Regions from separate parts of the Homo sapiens genome. Here region 2 is linked to region 1. Evidence: chromatin contacts called from ENCODE Hi-C data. All regions are on one chromosome and are shown on one strand. Each heading gives the region's core, a stretch centred on a gene start or an enhancer-like site at or near the end of the contact. The rest is flanking DNA. Distances are from core to core; before and after follow the strand shown.

Region 1 (3,449 bases), core at 674-3,173:
CCTTGGTTCTGAAATAGCAATCCCTCAATCAATCAATCAATCACATACCTTCTGAAAATTCCTAGCCACTCACCCACACTCATTCAGATCTGGAGTCTGAATTCCCACTCTATGAATGGCCTCAAAACTTCCAAGACAAATATCTACATAAAGTAATCCCAAGTTGGCGCTTCCCCAGATCTTGGCAAAGGAAAGTGTCAATTCCCAATTCTCTCTGCAAAACACAACTCTAAGAAGTACAAGGGACTTGAGCTCCCAGTCAAAAGTCACTAAATATATGAGGAAGTAAGTCACCATGAGAAAGTCAGCAGAAGCTACAAACCACAAAATAAGTACTGCAAAAACAACAGGTATGGCAATCATCAGATACAGAAAAAAAAAAATCTATTATTACATTTAAAGAAATACCAGGGAATTTCAGAAAAATATCTAAGTGAAGAACAAAAGACTATAAAATCACTAGGTAGATCCTAAAAGTACCAAGCAAAACTTCTAAAAAGGGAAAATATAATTGATATTAGAAACTCAATGAATGACTTAAATAACGTATCAGATTCAAAGAGAAAATTGGTGAACTGGAAAGTAAATATTAAGAAATAGCACACAAAATGAGACAAACAGAGAACATGAAAAAGAGGTATCAACGGAAATAAATCACCAAGAAAGAAGACCCAAAATATATGTTTTTAGAACATCAGAAGAACATAATAGAAACAGCAGAGAAAAGCCACACTTTGTAGAAATAATGACCAACAAATTTCTAGAATTGATGAAAGACACCAATCCTTAGATTCAGCAACACCAAGGAATCTCAAGAACAATAAACAATAAGAAATGAACACTCAGTCTGCAAAACTCTAAACAGTGCCTGTGAAGCAGAATAACATACATCAGTATCAATCCCTGTGAGGGGAACACTGTGTACCTGTTGCTAATCCTAGAGGAACACTCAAAAGTCCTTGCATTTTCTGCTAAGGTTCCTAGATATGGCAGGCTTCCAGGTCTAGCAGGAGGTTTTGCACTAGCCCGGCTGTCCCAGTGAGTCTGGTGAGATGGAACTGTCACACAAGTCAGGCAAAGCAGATTTACAACTCACAGGTGAGCAGCAAAGATAAACAGAAGCCGAGGATCCATGGCAAACCAGTCCCTCGGGTTCAGGAAAGCTGCCCAGGGCAGATGGAGTCTTGTCTACACGTGCCTCACTTCGCATCCCAGCCGAGAGACCCTGAAAGGGCTGTGTTTTGGTTTTTATACCCCAGGGGCAACATGGTTTGCTGAGCCCAAGCTTTGCAGGATATCCTGTTCTAGGAAGATGTCCTGGATGGATAAATCCCAGCCTGTTTCAGATGGTTCCTGCTTATCTCAGGGTGTTGCATTCTCAGTACCTTCTCTCTGAGAATTGCAGGCAAGAGGGGAGAGAGCTGGGTTGGCCAAGAAAAATTTGGAGATTTGCCTCCTGCCATGCCTTCCCTCCACACCAAAGACACTAAAAGCACTAAAAGTCGATGGAAAGAAAAGCAGATTATCAACAAAAAGAATGACAATTTCATAAAATCAACAGCAGTAATGGTATCCAGAAAACAATACAACAATATTTTCAATATCCTAAGGGAAAGTTCTGGTTTTACGAGACTGCATAGGCTAATAACAACTGAGCCAAGATATCACCGACTTTTTACACAAAGATTTATTTTATGTTTGTCCAAAATCTCCTATTAATCAAGTGACTCTCCAGGACATTGTGTACCATACAGTGAGTGACTCATCAATCCAGGCTGCCTACATCTTGAGGCTCCACCATCTCAACACATGGCCTGCAGAATCACCAGAGAAGGAGAAGAGCTAAAGGGTCATGCTGGAGATGCTCACTGTGCCTCAGTCCAGAAATGACACCTGTGGCTCCGGCTCCCAGTCCATCAGCCAGAGTGACTCACAGGGCTCCACCCAGCTGCAAGGGAAGATGTTGCAGGGGAGGGGAAGAGCATGTGAATGTTCAGGAAGCACTGAAACTCCTGCCACTCTTCCAAGGACAAAGGCAAAGTAAAAACATATACTGATAAACCAAAACTGTTAGAATCTGTTACCAACTGATTCTCATGAAAGGAACTTCTTTAATAAGACAGCATTTAGGAATAGGGAAAATGATCCCTCCCACCAAAAGGTCGGAGGTGCAAAAAAAAGATGGTGAACAAAGAAATGGCAGCCATGTGAAAATTAAGTAATTACTGACTGTATCAAACAATAGCAATGATACTCAATTTGTAGGATTAAGAAAAAGCTCAAGCTGGAAACGAAATTCTAGACAAAAGCAGCATAATCCTGGAGGGATATGACTAACAGTACAGTGTTTTATGGTCCTTTTACTGTTCTAGAGGACTCTGTCAAGTTAAATATAGATATTAAAATATCTAGGGTAACCACCAAAATAACAGAACTAAAATGCATAATTTTCAAACTTTTAGAGGGAGGAAAAAGTGAAATGAGAGAAGAATAATTCAATCAGTCCAATAAAAGACAAGAAAGGATGAGGGCAGGGGGAATGGAGAGACAAGATAGGACAGGAGTACAAAATAAAATCATATGAATAAATAAAATTATTTTAAAATTATGGTTTTTTTATTTTTCTTATATAAATGAATAAAATTATATCAATAATTGAAACAAGTGTAAATGGGCCAAACTCTTAAACTAATAAGCAAAGATTATCATTCTTGTTTTCCTAAGTCCAGCAATACACTATCTATAAGAGCTGTATCTAATCACAATGAGTAAACACTTACGTGGTCCTCACCATGTGCCAAGCACTGTTCTGTTCTGACTACGCCGTATTTATCTATTTAATCTTCCCAATAGCCCAGTGAGACAGAGACTGTTTTGATAAGAAAAGTAAATCATAAGGACACTGTGGGAGGCCACGGCAGGCTGATTGCTTGAGCCTAGAAGTTCAAGACCAGCCTAGGCTACATGGCAAAACCCCATCTCTCCAAAAAAATACAAAAATTGGCCAGGCGTGGTGGCATGTGCCTATAGTCCCAGCTACTTGGGAGGCTGAGTTGGCAGAATCGCCTGAGCTTGGGAAGTTGAGGCTGCAGAGAGCCGTGACCATGCAGCTACACTGCAGCCTGGGCAACAGAGTGAGACCCTGTCTCAAAAAATAATAATAATAATAAAAGTTAATCATAAGGAAGTGAAATAATTTGCCTGAGATTAAATAACTAATGAGAGTGTGATTTGAACCCAGGAAGGCCCCTCCTAGAGCCCATACATTTAGCCTTTGTATTACACCACCTCTTAACCCCAGAAAGGGTGAAAACGAAGTAACACTGAAAGATATACCAGGTAATATTAACCAAAAGAAAGCTGACATCATGACATTTATATCAGACTTTAAGGAGAAAAGCATTATCAGCAATAAAGAGATAAAAAAATAAAGATCACAAGAAGATTTA
Region 2 (3,667 bases), core at 48-2,547, 420 kb before region 1:
CAATCCTCCCATCTCAGCCTCCTGAGTAGCTTGGACTACAGGCACAGGTCATCACAACTGGCTAATCTTTTTTTTTTTTTTGTAAAGACGGAGCTTCCCTATGTTGTCCAGCCTGGTCTTGAACTCCTGGCCTCAAGCAATCCTCCTGCCTTGGCTTCCTAAAGTGCTGAAATTACAGGTGTGTACCACTACAGCAGGCCAAATCCTCATTTAGAATCACTTGTTAGCTCTTAGAGATCTGGTGGTGCCCTCTGACCCTAGACAAATTAGATCAGGCTCTCTGGGCATAGCACCTGGCATCAGCATTTTGTAAAAGTTCTCTGGGCAGGCTGGTTGTGGTGGCTCACGCCTGTAACCCCAGCACTTTGGGAGGCTGAGGCATGTGGATCACTTGAGGTCACGAGTTCGAGACCAGCCTGGCCAACATAGTGGAATCCCGTCTCTACTAAACATACAAAAATTAGCCGGGTGTGGTGGCACGTGCCTGTAATCCCTGCTACTTGAGAGGCTGAGGCAGGAGAATGGCTTGAACCTGGGAGGCGGAGGTGGCAGTGAGCCGAGATTGCACCACTGCACTCCAGCCTGGGCAACACAGCCAAACTCCGTCTCAAAAAAAAAAAAAAAGCCTGGGCAACACAGCCAAACTCCGTCTCAAAAAAAAAAAAAGAAAAAAAAAATTTCTCTGAGCAATCCCAGGATGTGGCCATTGGAGGGGGACAGAGAGTGAGCAGGGAGTCAGCACTTACTGCTGGAAAGGAAGGGAAAGCCCACATGTGAGAACAGTAATGGCTGCACAACAGCAAGAAGGAAAAGCAAAAGCAGAGTGGGAGACACACCCTGCAGACCCGATCTTGTTCACTCCTTGGCACAGCCCTTTGCTGACCCCTGAAGTTGGTGCAGAGGCAAGGAATGGGCGCTCTGTGTCAAAGGTCTGTGCTGTGGCTGCCCTCAGCACTGTGCAGAGAGGAATCCTGGAGACTCTCTACTGGGCAGGACCGGGGGGTGAGGGCCACAGCCCTGAAGGCGGGACACAGGCTGTCCTCCTGAGGGCAGGTGAGGAGGGTCACAGGCAGCAGCTACACAGACAAAGTCTTTGGTTCCCGTAGACCTGCCACCTCCACAGGGCCCAGACTCTGTCTCGTGTTACTAGCTGTGCGGTAATTAAGGTGCAATGCTGGCGGGGGGTGAGCCAGTCACAGAGCCTGACGCACAGGGGATGAAGCTGGGGCCCGAGACTCTGATGACGAACTCTCTCGGCCGGGGCCTGAGCACACGCTTCTGTTTAATGTGCTGTAGCGTAAGGTGTGTCGCTTTCCAGCAGAGGCGCTGACACAGAAAGGAGTGACCTCTCCAACCTTCCATAAATCATCAGAACACTGCAGAGTGACAGTGGGAACTCCAGAGATTAAACACGGAGGTGAGGCTGGCCAGGGATCACAAGAGGCCCAACACCCAGACAGTACGGAACCTGGGTGGGCACCTCGTCCGTTTTGTCATCCACAGACCAGAGGTAAGCTTCACCCAACCCTACACGAATTATCCACATGTCTGCATTTGGTGAAATCTGCATTAATGCTGTGTGATCGACCAAGCCTTGCAGCACCGTCTGTCCGGTTTAGATGAAACCCAGCTTGCTGAGAATGAGACCCATCATTTCCCCCTCCCTCACAGAGCTCCACTTTTCTGAGGGCATTTCGGTGGATTTTCACTATGGTTCTAGATGGAAACACATAAAACATCTCTCCCCAAGCTCACTGCTTTCCAGATCTCAAGAACAAAGCCCAAACCATGGAAATAAACACGCTGTTATCAGTGTAGAAGGAACACAGCCAGCGGAGACGCCTCCTCCAGTCACACCTGGACCACAGCGGGACCCACAGCAGCACCGCACGGCGCCCTCCATCACCTCTGAGTGAGTCCCCTGGGCCCCCCGCTTCCCAGCAGTGACTGAGAACACAGTTAACAGCAGGGTCTTGGATGGAGGAGCTACAAGGACACAGAAGCATGGACACGGTGGGGATGGCACCTTCCCCTCCGCCTCTGCCCACCCCACCAATACCAGCTGGCTCCTCCTCCTTTCACCCGCTTCGTCTTCCACTCTGTTTGTTCTTCCCTCCCCCTGTATGGGTTCCTCCCTCCAGGTGACTCCTGACACGGGTGGGGCCTGTGACGAGTACCCAGGGGGGCTGACCTGCTACAGTGTGAAATACCTAAAACTGGTCCCTCAGGCTATAGCTGAAGGCTGGCTTGTGTGTGCACCCACACCTGAAGCCTGCTCCCTGGGGAGTGTCCTCACAGCCCAGAGGCTACACACAGACGCCAGGCCCTGGGAGCCTGGGAATGGCATGCAGTCCTGCCACACAGCAGAGGGAAGCCCAGTGATTAAACATGGAGGTGAGGGCAGCCGGAATAACAGGAGGCGCAGCCACCTGGACAGCACAGAGGTGAGCAGGTGCCTCCTCTGTTTCATAACCCACAGTGGCTCCTCTGCTCAACTGTGAGTTCTGGAAGGCAAGGGATTGCTTTGTTTGCCTTCTAATCCCTTTCTCTAGCAAAATAGTACTGCCAAGTAAAAAACCCTCCAACAATATTTATCAAAAGGACAGAGATCAATGATATGAAGTCATGTACACGAAACAGAGAGCAAAACAAGCTCTGCATCTGAGTAACAGAAAAAGAAGAAAGAAGCAGCACATGAGTCTAGGTGCATGTGCACAAGGAAGAGAGGGGGACTGAGCCCGGGAATCAGGAGAAGAGAGCTGTTGTGTGAGAACGTGATGAGCATATGTGCTATTGTGTGTGTGTGTGTGTGTGTGTGTGTGTCACACACGTGCACAGGCACTGGAAGCACACTCATATCTGTCGGCAAACCTGACCCATTGGCTCTTACCCAAACATAGCATCACATTTAGCTATTCTGAACCATCGAGACTGTTGACGCTGATACGGAGAATCCAGGATCAACTCTACCAAAACCACACGAGAAAATGAGGCTCTCTCTCATTTTCTAACTCATCAACGCCAAGTATCTTCTATTTAAGGGCTGGAGATTTAGGGGAACCAGGGCCAGGCCCTGGCTACCTGCCCCATGCCCATGCTGGATGGGGACTGGCCCAGTCAAGCCCCAGGCAGGCAGGTTCCTCTCTCTCTTCTAATTTAGGATGTCCAGGCCATTGCAAGTAACTGCTAAAACCACATCACCAAGTGAAGAAAGGAGTCAAGGTATTTGTGGATTGCAGTCTGCCTGGACACTCACTTGGGAGGAGGACCCAGCTTTACACAAAAGCACATGCCCCCTTTCAAAAATACTTCCAGTTAAAGAAAGTTAAGAAATCAATACATTCAGGATACACACACGGAGTTAACCTGCCTTTTTTAAAACTGCAGGCTCTCCCAGTGCCAGGCAAGTTTTCAGGAAGGGGGTAAGAGCACACAGGATTACCCTTTGGTGCATGAAGCTCACATTTCACCCAATTCCTATTATTATCTCATGGGAAAACTGTTTTTAGAATCCGAAGTCTCAGCTGGGCCCATCAAGCCTTCATTTTGTCTCTCCTTTGCAATGATGGGAGAAGAGAAGGTAGTGGGTTTTTCTGTTTGTTTGTTTGTTTGTTTTTTGAGACAGAGCTTTGCTCTTGTAGCCTGGGCTGGAATGCAATGGTGTGAT

The links. Hi-C counts contacts between places; a loop is a spot of excess contacts on that map. Pooled maps may share reads with other maps.
Region 2: a loop to region 1 is called in a pooled map, with 4 times the contacts of the local background. The contact joins two enhancer-like sites. A Hi-C loop is called at or near these places in 2 of 37 single-sample maps with no recorded cell type and 10 of 50 pooled maps.

The regions. Positions count from the first base shown.
Region 1 is chr1:229,842,450-229,845,898 of GRCh38, reverse strand. The region is part of intron 3 of LOC105373162 (a long non-coding RNA gene); the gene reads left to right. Among named protein-coding and RNA genes, the nearest start is that of LINC01682, 42 kb to the left of the region's middle. Within about 2 kb of position 1,923, at least 9 of the 41 ENCODE cell types and tissues checked have a DNase peak (open chromatin) inside an H3K27ac peak, as active enhancers do.
Region 2 is chr1:230,266,146-230,269,812 of GRCh38, reverse strand. All of the region lies in intron 14 of GALNT2 (polypeptide N-acetylgalactosaminyltransferase 2), which reads right to left. LOC124904542 reads left to right here. Exons shown (of 5, transcript XR_007066928.1): 2 at 88-178; 3 at 1,319-1,510. Among named protein-coding and RNA genes, the nearest start is that of PGBD5, 160 kb to the left of the region's middle. RefSeq lists enhancers at 569-1,077, 1,078-1,587, 1,588-2,096, 2,097-2,607 and a silencer at 1,104-1,333. Within about 2 kb of position 1,297, at least 9 of the 41 ENCODE cell types and tissues checked have a DNase peak (open chromatin) inside an H3K27ac peak, as active enhancers do.